2 separate regions of the Mus musculus genome follow, and region 2 is linked to region 1. The links are chromatin contacts, found by Hi-C or POLR2A ChIA-PET in ENCODE. All regions are on one chromosome and are shown on one strand. The core of a region is the stretch at or near the end of the contact, and the rest is flanking DNA. Distances in the headings are between cores, read along the strand shown. Region 1 overlaps Gm31986 (a long non-coding RNA gene). Region 2 has its middle 35 kb from the start of Wdr26.

The links. Hi-C counts contacts between places; a loop is a spot of excess contacts on that map. ChIA-PET counts read pairs that join two places held with the same protein, here RNA polymerase II (POLR2A).
Region 2: a loop to region 1 is called in a map of regulatory T cell, with 3 times the contacts of the local background. The contact joins two enhancer-like sites. A Hi-C loop is called at or near these places in 1 of 37 maps with a recorded cell type or tissue (regulatory T cell). POLR2A ChIA-PET finds 5 or more read pairs at or near these places in 1 of 5 experiments (embryonic stem cell).

What each region holds. Positions count from the first base shown.
Region 1 is chr1:180,532,551-180,539,605 of GRCm38, reverse strand. The region is part of intron 3 of Gm31986 (a long non-coding RNA gene); the gene reads left to right. Among named protein-coding and RNA genes, the nearest start is that of Parp1, 33 kb to the left of the region's middle. Within about 2 kb of position 2,749, at least 1 of the 3 ENCODE cell types and tissues checked has a DNase peak (open chromatin) inside an H3K27ac peak, as active enhancers do.
Region 2 is chr1:181,243,619-181,250,673 of GRCm38, reverse strand. No RefSeq gene overlaps it. Among named protein-coding and RNA genes, the nearest start is that of Wdr26, 35 kb to the right of the region's middle. Within about 2 kb of position 3,318, at least 1 of the 3 ENCODE cell types and tissues checked has a DNase peak (open chromatin) inside an H3K27ac peak, as active enhancers do.

The DNA of each region.
Region 1 (7,055 bases), core at 1,500-3,999:
CCATGGTCTCTGTTTTAGTTCCTGCCTCCAGGTTCTAGTTTTAGATTCCTGCCTTGACTTCCCTCAGTGTTGGATCATGATGTAGGTGGTAAGTCAAACATTTTCTTCCTCTGATCCTTTTATCAAAGCATTGGGAAACAAACTAGGACACTTGTTTTGAGGATTCGAACTTAGGTCCTCATGCTTATGCTACAGGGGCCCTCACCCACAGAGCCATCTCCCCAGCCTCGAACTATCATTGTTCCACAATAAGAAAGTGTACACACTTGTATTAGTCAGGGTTCTCTAGAGTCACAGAACTTATGGGTAGTCTCTATATAGTAAGGGAATTTATTGATGACTTACAGTCTGAGGCCAATTCCCAACAATGGTTCAGTAGTAGCTGTGAATAGAAGTCCAAGGATCTAGCTAGCAGTTACTCAGTCTCACACAGCAAGCAGGCAAAGAAACAAGAGCGAGACTCCCTTTTTTCCACCACACCTTTAATCCGGGATGACCTTGAACTCAGAGATTTAATCTTCTGGAATCCATAGCCACTATGCCTCAAGATCTCCATACCAAGATCCAGATCAGAAACTTCTATCTCCAAGCCTCCAGATAAGGGTCACTGGTGAGCCTTCCAATTCTGGATTGTAGTTCATTCCAAATATAGTCAAGTGAACAACCAGAAATAGCTACTACAATGCCTAACTGTGTAAGTTTAAGAGTTGATAAATGTAGGTTCCCGTATGACCACCCCAATCAAGACATAGAACATTTCCACCTCCCAATGCTATGGTTTGAATGTGGTCTGTCCACCTCTGAGCTGGAGTTTAATCCCCATTGTGCCATATGAGAAGGTGGAAACTTCATACCACTTAGAGCTAATACCTTTGTGACAGGGTTAAGATTAGATGAGGTTCCCAGGTTGGAACCTCTGTGACTGAATATACGTGGTTTTAAGAGAAGTAGAGATACTAGAAAGCTTTCTCTTTCTTTTTCTCTCTCTCTCTCCCTCCTCCTCCTATCTCTCTCCTTCTCTCCCCCTTTACACCTTGCTGTATTTGGGGGAATTCTGCCTTCAAGAAGCCCATCCACCATCAGATACGACCTATAGACCTTTGGCCAGGACCAGGAGGCAAAATGAACCTCCTTTCTTTATAACTTCCCCATCCCATGGCAGTATGTTGTTAGCCAAGTGAAAGAGACTAAGGCATCCTCGAAAGTTTTGCCTATGTCCTTATGCAGCTAAGGCCCTCCCTGCCCTGTCCAAGGAGAGCACTGAGAGATCTCCATAATTAGAAATTAGTTTTGCCCACTCTGCTATGTCACAGGAATGGAATCACACAGTCACACTCTTTCACGACTAACCTCTCTGTTTCTGAGATCCACCCGTGTGACCTGCACACGATGCTGGATGCTGTATCAGTAATCTACTCCGTTTTATTGCCCAGAGGAGTTCCCCTGAATGAAAACCTTACTTTTTGGGTTTGACCCTATCCAAAGGAAACAAGGCAAAAGTTTTTGGGGGGATTTAACATTTTTATTAGGTTGAATCTTACCCAAAAATATGATCTGGAATTCCTTCTGTCCCTGCCACCCTTTGTGACCTGCGCTGTGCTGCAGGGCTCTGCCTAGTGCTCATACAGGCATTCCCAGCCACCTTATGGGTAGGATTAGATCTGTTTTCCCAATTTCATTTGCTTGGATTGGGAGGAAAGGCATTGAGTGTTATATAACTTTTCTAGGAACATATGGACACATTGCTACTCATCCAAGATAGATGTCCACTCCACTGGTGTCCAGCTTGGAGAAGCCATTAGTTTGTTGGGCTTTCTGCAGGAGTATGGGTGAGCTGTATCTTACAAGAGCCTGGATGAATGAATCATTGGTGGCCACCTCACCACAAGGCCCATCTCAGCATGAGGGCAACTCTCTACATGACTAGCAGACAGACTGGCTCTCAGAGACCCTTCCCTCCCTAGCAATCGCTCACTGCTTGAGGAGAGAAGCCTCATGAGTCTTGTAAAGTTTTGAACTTAGTGTCTATGAGTTTCTGGGACATAGGCACTTCCCTCTTTCCTCCAGGAGGGATTGTATCAATTAGGAGGAAAATTTTATACAAATATGTATACTTCTTGGTTAAAATAAGAAATTGTGAGCCTTAAAAAAAAAAGGATGGGGAATAAAAGACCTTGAAAACCAAAACCAAAACCAAAGAGTTTGCTCCCCTTTGACAGGCTGAGTTCTGGTGGCCTCAGAAAAAGGATGAGGCCATTGGTGGATCTGGCTCAGGTCCGACTGGGGCACTTGAGAGCTGGCTAAGGACTTGTTGACTGTTAGCTTCTGTGGGAGTCTACACTAGCCAGAGGGTATTTCCAGGACCACTTCATCTGCACTGTCTACCTGTGGCAAAGGCCTTTGCCTGGGGAATGAAGAATCTGCACAGTTGCTCCCTCTCCCACGCTTGATGACCCGCCCCCACCCCTGCTTAGCCAAACCTGTCTCCTGTGAGGGCAAGAGGTCATGGGCAGGGGACTACAGCAGACTCGGCTCTGGCATCCACTTGTACTGTCTGTGTATTCCTATAATATAGAGATGAAGTGACCCCCACAGGCTTATATGTGAACAGTAGTTTTCATCTGGTGATGTCATTTTGGGAGACAGCATCTTTAGGAGATGGAGGAAGTGGGCTCCTGAGGGGGTGGCCTTGCAAGTACATGGCCCTGTTTCCTGTCCAAGCTTTCTGTTTCCTGACTACCCGCGTGATAAAGAGCTCTCTCTTGCGTGTCATGCCACAGCAATGAGCCACTTCTGTCTCCGTGTCTTCTTAGCTCTGGTGGACTGTGGAGCCTGTCCCCTGTGGGAACCAATGACATTACCTGTTGAGTGTCAATCATCAGGAAGGTTTTCCTAGCCAGAGTGTTGTGCAGTGTGGCCTGCAGGGAGAAGACAGGCATTAGTGATATGACAGCCCCTCAGGGTGGAATCCTTAACCTGTATGTCTGCTGGCCTTTCTGGGAACTCACAGCTCACAGCCACCTCTCTTTAAAGGCTGGAAAGCACATCTTCTCTTCCCTAGGCAAAATGTAACAGAAGAATCTGAGGGGAGCCTCTGGCTGCACATTATGCAAAGTCTTTCATTTAATGCATCTGAGAGATGAAATCCAAGCTTCTTTCTAAAATTGGCTTCTATACATTGTCGTATCAGCTGTTTTACCCAATCTGTTCCCCTGTTTTATTCCTGTTTTGGTTATTGAAATATTTTAAAGGTATTTTTCTGGAGGGGTAAAAATACTTGTATCTTATCATTTTTCATTTCGAAGAAAGGTTGTAACAGTTTTTTTTCTTTTTAATTTATTATTCTATTTTATATGCGTGGGTATTTTGCCGGCATGTCTGTCTGTGCACCTTGTTCCTGGCTAGTACCTGTCGAAACCCAAAGAGGGTCTCAGATTCCTGGGGAATTGAGTTACAGATGGTTGTGTGTGCCACGTGGGTGCTGAAATCAAACCTTTTAGATCCTCTACCGAGCCATCTCTCTAGTGCCCCCTCCACACCCCAATTTTAGCAGCTTTAATTGGAAAAGATTTGATGGGGGAGGTAGATGGATTCTGGGTAATCTTGGGACTGGCTTTTAGAATAATAACATTTAATTTTTTCTTTTACATTTATTTGTGTGTGTGTGTGTGTGTGTGTGTGTGTGTGTGTGTGTGTGTGAGATAATTTGAGGAATCCACTTTTTGTTTCCACCCTGTGGGTCCTGGGAATCAAACATTCATCCCGTTAGCTCTGACAGCACGTATCTGTGCCGAATCATCTTGTCAAGGAATAACCCCATCCTCTCTCTCTAGCAGGCTGACTCTGCTACCTTCTCACATTGGAGTGTGCTGTAATCCCATCCTCTCTCTCTAGCATGCTGACATGCGACCTTCTCACACACTGGAGTGTGCTGTCTGACGTGAAGCTCATCGCCACTTCCCACCCTCACGTTTACCAGCTCACCTTTCTTCCTTTGCCCTTTCTCCTGGGTTTAGAGAAGCTTTTTGAAGGGAAGAAATGAACTTACAAGCTCATTCATGGTTTCATTGCTGGGATCTCTGTTCCCTCCCTATATTTAGAATCCAGCTGAATAACTTTGTTTAAGAAGATGAGTGCCTTATGTTTTGCCCCAGGACAGCAAGCCGAGCCTGCCTGTCTCTTCAGATGTCCGCGGATGAGGATGGTCAGTCAGGTGGCCGGCGGCTGCAAGTAACAAAAGCAGAGTTCAAACTACTTAAGTAGTAAAGATAGCTCCAGCTCTGTTCACTGAAGCTCTGAGTTGGGGTGAAGGCACAGAGGCCATGCACAGAGCCTGTCTCAGTTAGCTCTTCTCCTGGCGATGGCTTTATCATTAAGCTTGAGCAAGATGGTCCAGCCATATCATAATAATGATGTCATAATTGATGGTTATATAAATACATAGTCAAAAAATTACAGAAAAATAAAGACATCGTAATTGATAGTTCACAGGAGGAAAGTGAACCCAGGCTGATGTCCCAGGAGACACAATAGTCTATTGATTTTGAGGAACACAATACTTGAACTAAATCAAAATTCTGTCAAGAAGGAAGGCAGAGAGATGGGTGTTGGGGGAGCAAGGAGCAACATCCACTAGAGATGGGTTCCTTGATGTAAAGTAACAGCTCTTCTTTAAGGGAAATAAGGAAAGCGTTTATTCTGAGTCAAATATGAGTGGCCATGGCCTGGGAGCATGGATTCAAATTACCTCTAAATGACATCACTGATTGCCAAGAGGTTACATGAACTTTCCTAGGCACAGAACAAAGTCCTAAGTCAATAGGCTAACCAATTAACTCACACTAATCCATCAGTGTGAGTTCCTGGCAGGCACATCTGGGAGTGCAGGATACAATTTCTGCTATAGGTTTCAGGTACTGTCTAAACTCCATTCTGGGCTTTAGGGTGGTTACAGGCTGGAGGTCTGTGGTGCTTGGTGATTCATCCCCGTAAGTTTTATCTAGACAGGTCTGACATGTGAGGTCAGGGGCAGAGGTTGAGTAAATGACTTTTGAAAGGGACTAAAAGGGAAGGGAGGCAACATTTGGGATGTAAATAAGTAAGATGATTAATTAATAATAAAAAAGAAAGGGATTAAAGATACCCAACTGATCCACAGACTCCATCTCTCTGCAGCCACATTTTCTTTATGCAGACAGAGCTCTTCGGAGTGGTTTGGTTCATAGGTTCTAGATTCTAGTGGCTGTCTTCTGAGTCATGTTGAAATCAACCTAAACGATGAAAGCAATTTGAATACATACACGAGGATGTGGGAATTATCTGTTGTGCAAGCATGTAAGGATTTCTTCCCATATTTTTCTTCTCTTTTGTGGAACAAAGTCTTTTGTAGTCCAGACTGACCTGGACTGTATAAGTCAGTCCATTGCTAAGGATGATCCAGAGCTCATAATTCTCCTGCCTTTACCTGTCAAGTGCTAGGATTATATGCACTCACTCACTCACTCACTCACTCACTCACTCACTCACTCAGATTCTCACTTTGCAGCACAAGCCGGCCTCAAACTCCCAATCCTCTGGTGCCACGGGCTGGCTCAGTTGGTCCCTCAACCCTTGGGAGAAATCAAGGTCCTGGGACTCACGTGGACAAGGAATCAGTGAGTGACAAACAGACACAAACACAAGAGAGTGTTGGATCTGAATGTAATTTCTCAAAGCAAGCATCAGACTTATAATACAGAAGGAAACTAAGAAGTTAGGTGATACATTAGTCAAGGTACATTGAGGTTATCTGATACATAATGACTCTTTACACAAAACAGAGGAATGCATACATAAAAGCTAACAGGAACCAGGCAGTGTTTACAACTGAGATACAGTCAGCTCTATCTAAAGTCAGCTATTCTTAGGAGCCAGATGAGAGGGCTATACACCCAGGTGCAATTCTAGTCTGTGGGACTGTGATAGGCAGCCTATTTTGGTTGAATGGGGCTTGCTCTGGCAACCCAGTAGAGATCTCTACAAGGGATGGGAAAGTGAGCCATGTTCTCAGAATCAGGTGCCTGAAACCACAGAGCCCCCCAACTCCATAATTCTGTGACTACCAGTCACTCAGACAATGTCCCAAGCTTTTGGCAATAGACTCCACCTCCACAGACTACAGCTAGGTATGCTCCTCCCCACAGTTACCTGGCAACAGTAAGATAGCCCAGTGCACTATAAGAGGGGCTGCTTGGCCTTTCTTCACTCTCTTTAAGCTTTTACCTTTCTTACTCTTTTTTTAGCCCTCCTCTCCCCCCTCCCCCTACTTGGACATGGCCAGCCTCTCTTCCTCTTTCTGCCTTCTCTCCTTCCCCCTGCCTTTCTACAATAAATCTCTAAAACCATAGACTGGGATGGGCTTTCTCTTAACAAGCCTCATCTAACCTCCCACCAGAAGGCCATCCTGTGCTCCAGACACTGTACGGTCCAAGGATTCTCACCCGTGTGGGAACCATCAAGTGCCCTCTAGCCCTGCCCCCTCCTCCCTTCGGCCCTGGGGCTCAGTTCTGCCCCAGGGCCCCCATTCTGTTCTCAGCTCCTCTGCGGTATTCAGCATGGGATGCCGGAAGCTGGGAACCTGGTGCCACCGCCCGCCAAGCTTGGATCAGTGACTTCACACAGCCAGACACCCACCCGGGTCACGTGGGAAGCATGCAGGCAGTCCTCCCATGTCTGCCTGCCCAGAGCACGGGAACTCTGGTGGGACTCGGGTTTTCTGCTATTCCCTTTCCCCGCACCTACGCCCCGCCCTAGTCTACTGTATAACCCACCACCAGGGGTCCCTTAGTAAACACCTAATTATGCTATTCCTTTGGGCCTAGTGAAAAACATACCCCAGGGAAGTTCCATTCTGTTAACCTTTTCATGAATAATACAATACTCTAGTCCCTCCTTAAACCACAACCCACCTTCTTTCTACTATTATGTAATGTAGTCTGCCTTACGTGAGGGTAATGAGAATTCTAAGTTTACTTTGTTGAACTAGCCCTGTGATTTCTAGCTCCTATCTAGTAAAC
Region 2 (7,055 bases), core at 2,069-4,568, 710 kb before region 1:
TGCCTGTGCTCTCCTGGGTGCAGTCACATTGCTATTATTTCTGGACTCAATTGTCCAACTTTTAAAATAGAATTTACTACAGGATTGTAGTTTGCATTTTAGCTTTAAGTGTTAGTTTATAGGCTGTAACCTCTCTATATAAAATTATGTCTATAAGTGTGCCTGTGTGAATTTATGTTCACCACGTGTGTGCAGTTGCTTGAGGAGACCAGAGGAGGGCTTGGATTCTCTGGAGTTACAGGTGGTTGGGAGCCACCTGGTATGGATGCTGCAAACTGTACCTGGGTCCTCTGCGAGAGCAGTATGTGCTCTTAACTGCTGAGCCATCTCCCTTGCCCCCTCACTTAATAAAGTTTGGAAAGTAAACTGAGAAATGACTTACATCCCTTTCCCTCCGTGTAGCTACTGTCGTTTTATTAAATTCTACTCTGAAATTTCATCATATGTACAATGTGTTATTTAAAAATTCTAATCATGATTCACAAAAAGCTTGAGAGGAACGTTTTCCTCTTCATACCCAGTCACGAGCACTGTCTGTGTTGCTCGTGGTCTTGGTAGCCTACGTTTGAATATTTGCTCACTGCAGAATTTCTTGCCTTTCAAACATAGTGCAGTTGACAAGAGTTCAAATGTAAAGTGAATTGGGACCTCAAAGACGCTGAAGTAAAGCCAGCCATCCCTTTGTTAGCAGGGAGTGGTAGTGCAGACGTGGGCTAGAGCACATGAAAGCACTGGACACCATGACTTCTCAGACAGGCAGCAGGCAGCCGTTCGCAGTGACTTAGTTAGTTGTATTTACATGCTTTGTGGCTCCATGGTGGAGGAGGAAATAGAGTTGGGTATGTGGGTTGGAGGTGAAGGGAACAGGAAGGAAACTAAAGAACCCTCTGTCCTACAGGTCAGGGAGGCCTGGCCAAGGTTCTGCTAGTCCCGCTGGGCTTATCTCTGCCCAGAAGCAGCCTCACCGCAGCATCGTATGGACGATAAACTTGAATGTACTGAGGGATGGAAACAGAAGATGCAGCAGCCTGACTCTTGTGTTTGGTGTTTGTGATTGTATTTGTGTGTATCTCTGTTTCTCTCTCTCTCTTTCTCTCTCTCTCTCTCTCTCTCTCTCTCTGTGTGTGTGTGTGTGTGTGTGTGTCTGTCTGTCTGTCTGTCTGTCTGTCTGTGTCTGTGTGTTTGTGTACTTCTGACTGTGTATTGATGTGTAGAGGTTACAGGTCAACCTTGGGCAGTGTTCCTCTATTGCCATCCACCCTGTCTTTAATTTGGCCTGAAGTTCCCTAATTAAGCTAGACTGACTGGCATCAAGTCCCAGGGATCTTCCTGCCTCTGCCTCCCCATCACTGAGCTCACAAGCTGGGCACCACCAATGCTGTGGCTTTTTCTCATTGGTTTCTCGGATCTCACTCAGGTCTTCATTCTGAGTGGTAAAGCTCTTTCCTGGATGTGATATCTTTTGAGCCTCTTATCTTGGTTTTTTAAGAGATAAGATCTCGGTATGTTGCTCAAGCTAGTCTTGAACTCCTGAGCTCAGGGGAGGCTCCTGCCTCAGCCTTTTCAGTAGCTGAAACTCAGGACCTACACCGCTGTTCCTGGCTCTTGGATTATTTTATTTTATTATAGTTATTTTACACTAGAGGACCCTCAGGTGCTCCTGTCCTAATCAAAGCTGAGCTCCATTCTCCTCGTATTGTAAGAACAGGAGGCAAGTCTCCTGGAAAAGAGCACATTTGACCAGGGTGCCCACTAGCTTTCCTGTGCTGAGCTCATGTTAATGCACCTTCTGCATCGTCATAACACTGACTCTTTCAGAGGCTTTAGAGAGATCACGTTAGCTTTCTGTTGCTGTGACAAGTTACCTAAGGGAAAGGGCTTACAGGGAAGAAAGGTTTATCTTATCCCGTTGGCCCTGTAGACAGCTGAATGTCATAGCTAGGAGCACATGTTTGAGCAAAGCTGCTTGTTGTAGTGCCCAAGCAGAAAAGGGACAGAGGGTGTCTGAGGAACCAATACCCCACTTTGAAGAGTATGTCCCCCTAGTGACATAAACTACTTCCTATGAGGCTCTGCCTCCTAAAAGTTTCACTACCACCCAATAAGGTCACCAACTAAGAACCAACCATTCAATACATGGGCCTTTGGGGGACATTTAAGATCTGAAGCAAAACCAATGTCTAGGAAGCGGATGGCTTTCTTCTGTAGCTTCTGCCTATCTCTACTTTCCCAGTGTTGGGGACCCGTGTAAGCCCCACAAGAGTTTCTTCTCTGCACCCAGAATTCAAATACATACTCAGACACACTCATACTCACACGCGCATATACACACACACACGTTCTTGTCTTGGAAACCTGTTAGACATACTAGGTGGAGATAATGGCGCCAGTGTCTCTTCCTTTTCCAAGCTTGTATGAAACTCTCCAAGTTTGCCTCAGGTAAGGACTTGAGACTATGTCACACAATCCCTAGAGGCCAAATCCTGAACCCCAATTCCCTCTCAGTCCAAGCAGCATCCTTCCTGTGGCAGAGAAAGGGGTACCAGGATTAACCTTGAACTTTTATCTACTTAGATTTTTTTACTACAAGATCAATGGGCTATGGCTCTATGCTTAATTTTAACCTGACTTGCTTCTTTTCTGGACAGAGAAAAAAAATCCAATTGCTCGTGGAACATTATTGCCCTGTAGGTGTCAATCCAGGCGCTGCAGTCACAGCCATACAGCGAGAGCACAGAACAGAGTCGCACACCTATGTGGTCACACGTAGGAAAGGGCTCAGCATAAACATAGATGGTGGAAAGGAATTCTCCGCTGACCCTGCTGCCATGCTTGGGCCTGGGCAAGATGGTAGCTGCTTCTCTTTGGCCCGGTAGTCTTTGGGACTGTGCCTTAGCATCGTACCCTCTCCTGTCTCTCAGATGATGAGCATTTTCCCAAATGGGTTCATCGCATCCATGTCCTAGGGCACGTGTGGCCCTTTTGCCTGTATCAGTGAGTGTCTCATGCAGACTCGAGGCTGCTTGGGGGAAGGTCTTCTGGCCAGAGGCAGGTGGACATGGAGGAGGTTCTTCTGAAACTCATGGCTTCTGGTTTGGTTTCCTGCCCTCAAGGTCAACCCATTGTATTCTGTTGCTGGTCCCTGCTGCCTGTCTGGGAGGCTCCAACTAGCCTGGAGACCAGGGCAGCTCAGCAGCACCATGATGGTACCAATGGCAAGGGTGTCATGACACTAATGAGTCACTGCTGGGCCTAGTTCTCTGTGACTCAGACAGGAAGCCGGTAGCCAGTGAAACCAGAAGCTTCTGTGGACCTCTCTGGGTTGGAAACCCCTGGGTGTGTTTTAAGCTTCTATTTCTAGAAGCCAAAGGGGAAATCGGCATCAGAGAGACTGATTTACCCATATTCGGCTGTGTGGAGAGACAGGACTAGGAGAGAATGGTTGTGAGCCAGGGCTCTTGTTTCTTTTTTTTTTTTGGTCTTTTTCTTTGGCTCTTGTTTCTTAATCATACTACTAAAAAAATATCCTCTAAGAGTTTTCAGCTGGAGGAAAGCAACTGGAATCATGCAAATGAGACAGTTTGGAGTGCCATGGGAGGGGGTCCTAGGACAAGGGAGTGGGTGGAGCTGAGGGGCTGCTACAGCACAGGGCACAGAGAGAGCGGTGATGCACACAGCCCTGCCACTGTCGGCCCAAGGGGAGGCTGGAGCAGTTGGCACCGCTACAGCAGAGAAGGCAGGCCCTGAGTCAAAAGTTCAAACAAAGCAATTTGTAGTCCTTTATCTGATCACTTAAAGGAGAAGTCGCTATGCACACGTTTAAAAAGCTGTAAGAACTTGCTTTAAAATGTAAAATGATGAGCCTTCTGTTTCTTGAAATGTCTGAACAACTGGATCACATCTTGAGTGCTACTGAAGTTTTTAGGGCAAAAGCCTGAGCTCTGACGGTCCAGAAGAAATGACTTCTCCTGTCCCCAGAACACCAATGAAAAAGAGAAACAGTGAGAAAGAGCTGGGTTTGCTTAGTGGGGCCATGCTGGGGAGAGGACTAGATAAGGGGCCCAGTGACTGGTGGGGGGGGGGGGAACGGGGGAGGGACAGAGGAAGAATTACCACAGAGGCAAGTGGTCTGTACAAAGGAGCAGTCAGGGTGTGGGCTGGTTGGTCAAGTCCTGGTCAGGGTATGGGCTGGTTGGTTAGTGTCTCAGTCCTGTCCTACAAGGTGGCCTGAAGAAGTCCTCCCTTAAGGGGATCTTTCCAGGTTTTGCTATTCCTGGTGTCCAAGGTGACTGCAGGTTTCACACAGTGATTTTTCTCTGTGCCTTTCAGCCTTGAGGGCCACAGGATAGGTTGGACACTTCTGGAGGCCAGCAGGACAAGCAGATGCCAGCGCGAAGGAGAGATTCCAGGTTCCCTTCCCGCTTGCAGTAGCTTTGTGAGCTGAAGTGAGCAACCCATGCCTTTTTAGCAAAAACAGATTCTAAGCGCCGTTCTCTGAGGAGCAGCGGTGTGGGTTCTTGGCCTCTCTGCTGTGTACTACAAGCTCTCAGGGGAGAAGAGAGAAAGGTCGCTAAAGGAGCTGCCTGCGGCCCCCTCCCAGCCAGCCACATCTGGGGTGGTTTGATAAAATACCTGGGCTTATTACTTAACCAAAACAAGCTTGGGGCCAGGAATGGTGATGCACGCTTTTATCCAAAGCATTCAAAGAGGCAGAGGCAGGTGGATGTCTGTGAGCTGGAAGCCAGCCTGGTTTACACAGCAAGTTCCAGGCCAGTTAGGGCTATGTACTGAGACCTTGTCTCAAACAAAATAAAACAAAACAACCACAAGGAACAGAAACAAACAAACAAAAAAACCCAGTTATTTGCTTCAAGTACCCCTCCCATCTGTCATTCCCGGGCCATCAGAGCTAACTTCCTAACACAAATTCAGGCAGGCTACTTTTTTTTTTTTTTTTAAGTATTTAAGCAGGGCTTCCTGTTGCTGCATGAAGTTCAATATTTTGGCTCAGAGCAAAGAAAATCTTGGTTGATTTAACCCTCTAGTCGCCAGCTTCACCACTGATTGCTATGCTTCACATCTCTTGCTGCTATGCTGACTCTGGGTTGTTTCTTGGACATAGACTGAAAAGTAGAAGCTCAGACTGACTAGCAGAATGTAGAGGGGTTTATTCATTCTTGGGGTGGGGGAGGGGCACCTACAATCAAAGCAAGCTTCAGGCAAGGCTTGATCTAGCCACTTAGCAGTTTTCCCAAGAACCAAGTCTCCTTTTATTGATTCTGGTCCCCTGAAGCTCTTGGGCTGCTCAGTCTCTGAAGAAGGGCTCTGCCCCAGAGTTCCTAGTGGGGCTTCAGTCTGATTACACATAGGCCATGTCTGCCCCATGTACACCGCTCCCTGTGGGATGCAGTGGAATGAGGTCTGCTGACTGGCTGCTAGCGGCAAGGCTTCTTTCCCCTGAGTTCCTCCAGATGAAGGGGATACCCAGATGAGCACTGGGGTGTCAGGGAAGTGGTGGGAGGCTAAGGAAGCTTCTAGGCTTGGCTCACTGTACAATCTCTTCCTTTCTGCAGCTGATTGACAGCATTCTGAATGTCATGAGGCCACATTAAGAACAGAGAAAGGGGCCAGTGACCTGCTCCTCCAACAAAGCCATGCTAGTAATGCCTGTGCGAGGGGGCTCAAGGGGCTCAAGGAGGAATGTTAGGCCCTTTTCCTTCTCTTCCCCTCCTCCCCCTCTCCTCTCCCCCTCCTCCCCCTACCCCTACCCCCTTTCCCTCTCTACCTCCCCTTCCTCCTCCTCCTCCTTCTCCTTCTCTTCTTTATTTTATTTTTTTAATTTTTTATTTTTATTTTTTTTTTGTTTTTTTCAAGACAGGGTTTCTCCATATAGCCCTGGCTGTCCTGGAACTCACTTTTGTAGACCAGGCTGGCCTCGAACTCAGAAATCCGCCTGCCTCTGCTTCCCAAGTGCTGGCATTAAAGGCGTGTGCCACCACCGCCCAGCTCCTCTTCTTTAAACTGCAGGGTTCTGTGTCCTGGGACAAGAAATTGGACAGAGATATGTGAACAGTAAGTAGCAAATAGGAAAATTTAAGGAATAAATTGGTGGCACAAAGCTTTAATTCCAGCACTGGAGAGGCAGAGGCAGGCCGATCTCTGTGAGTTCCAGGCCAGCCTGGTCTACAGAGAGAGAGTTCCATGACAGCCAGGGCTCTTACAGACGTTACACATAGAAACCCTGTCAAGAAAAACAAACAAGCAAAAGGAGTCTATTACTGCAGATGGAAGTGGACAGAGGAGAAGAAAGCTCCAGGATGGCTGACACACAGTGACACAGTGTGTACATGGGACGGCTGACACACAATGACACAATGTGTACAAGGGACAGCTGACACACAATGACACAACGTACAAGGAATGGCTGACACACAGAGACACAGTGTGTACAAGGGACAGCTGACACACAATGACAACAAAGGATGGCTGACACACAATGAAACAATGTGTGCAAGGGACTGATTTTATGTCACACTTCATGGGTTTTGGGGGGCAGTTACATAGCTTTTCGGTGCATGCTGTATTGGTTACATGTAGTTCTACATACAGTCTCTACACAGGTGCGTGCATTTTAAGAACATACTGGAGCTGGAGAGATGGCTCCGTGGTTAAGAGTACAGACTGCTCTTCCAGAGGTCCTGAGTTCAATTCTCAGCAACCACATGGTGGCTCACAACCTTATGTAATGGGATCTGATGCCTTCTTCTGGTGTGTCTGAAGACACCTACAGAGAGAGTACTCACATACATAATATAAATAAATAAATCTTAAAAAAATAATATACGGGTCCCTGTAGGCACTCTGGATGCCTCTGTTTCTGTACAGGCTCCAGCAGGATAGGATGGGATTGGGGCTTAACTGTTTCTCATATGCTAATTCTGCTGTTGGGTCAAGCCTCCTGGAGCCCACTCTGCCTTCCCCTCCATTCCCTTAGGTCTGCAGCTCTGTTCAAGGGCTGCCCAGCGGCTCTGGGTCCTTAGTTCCCTGGAAGCACA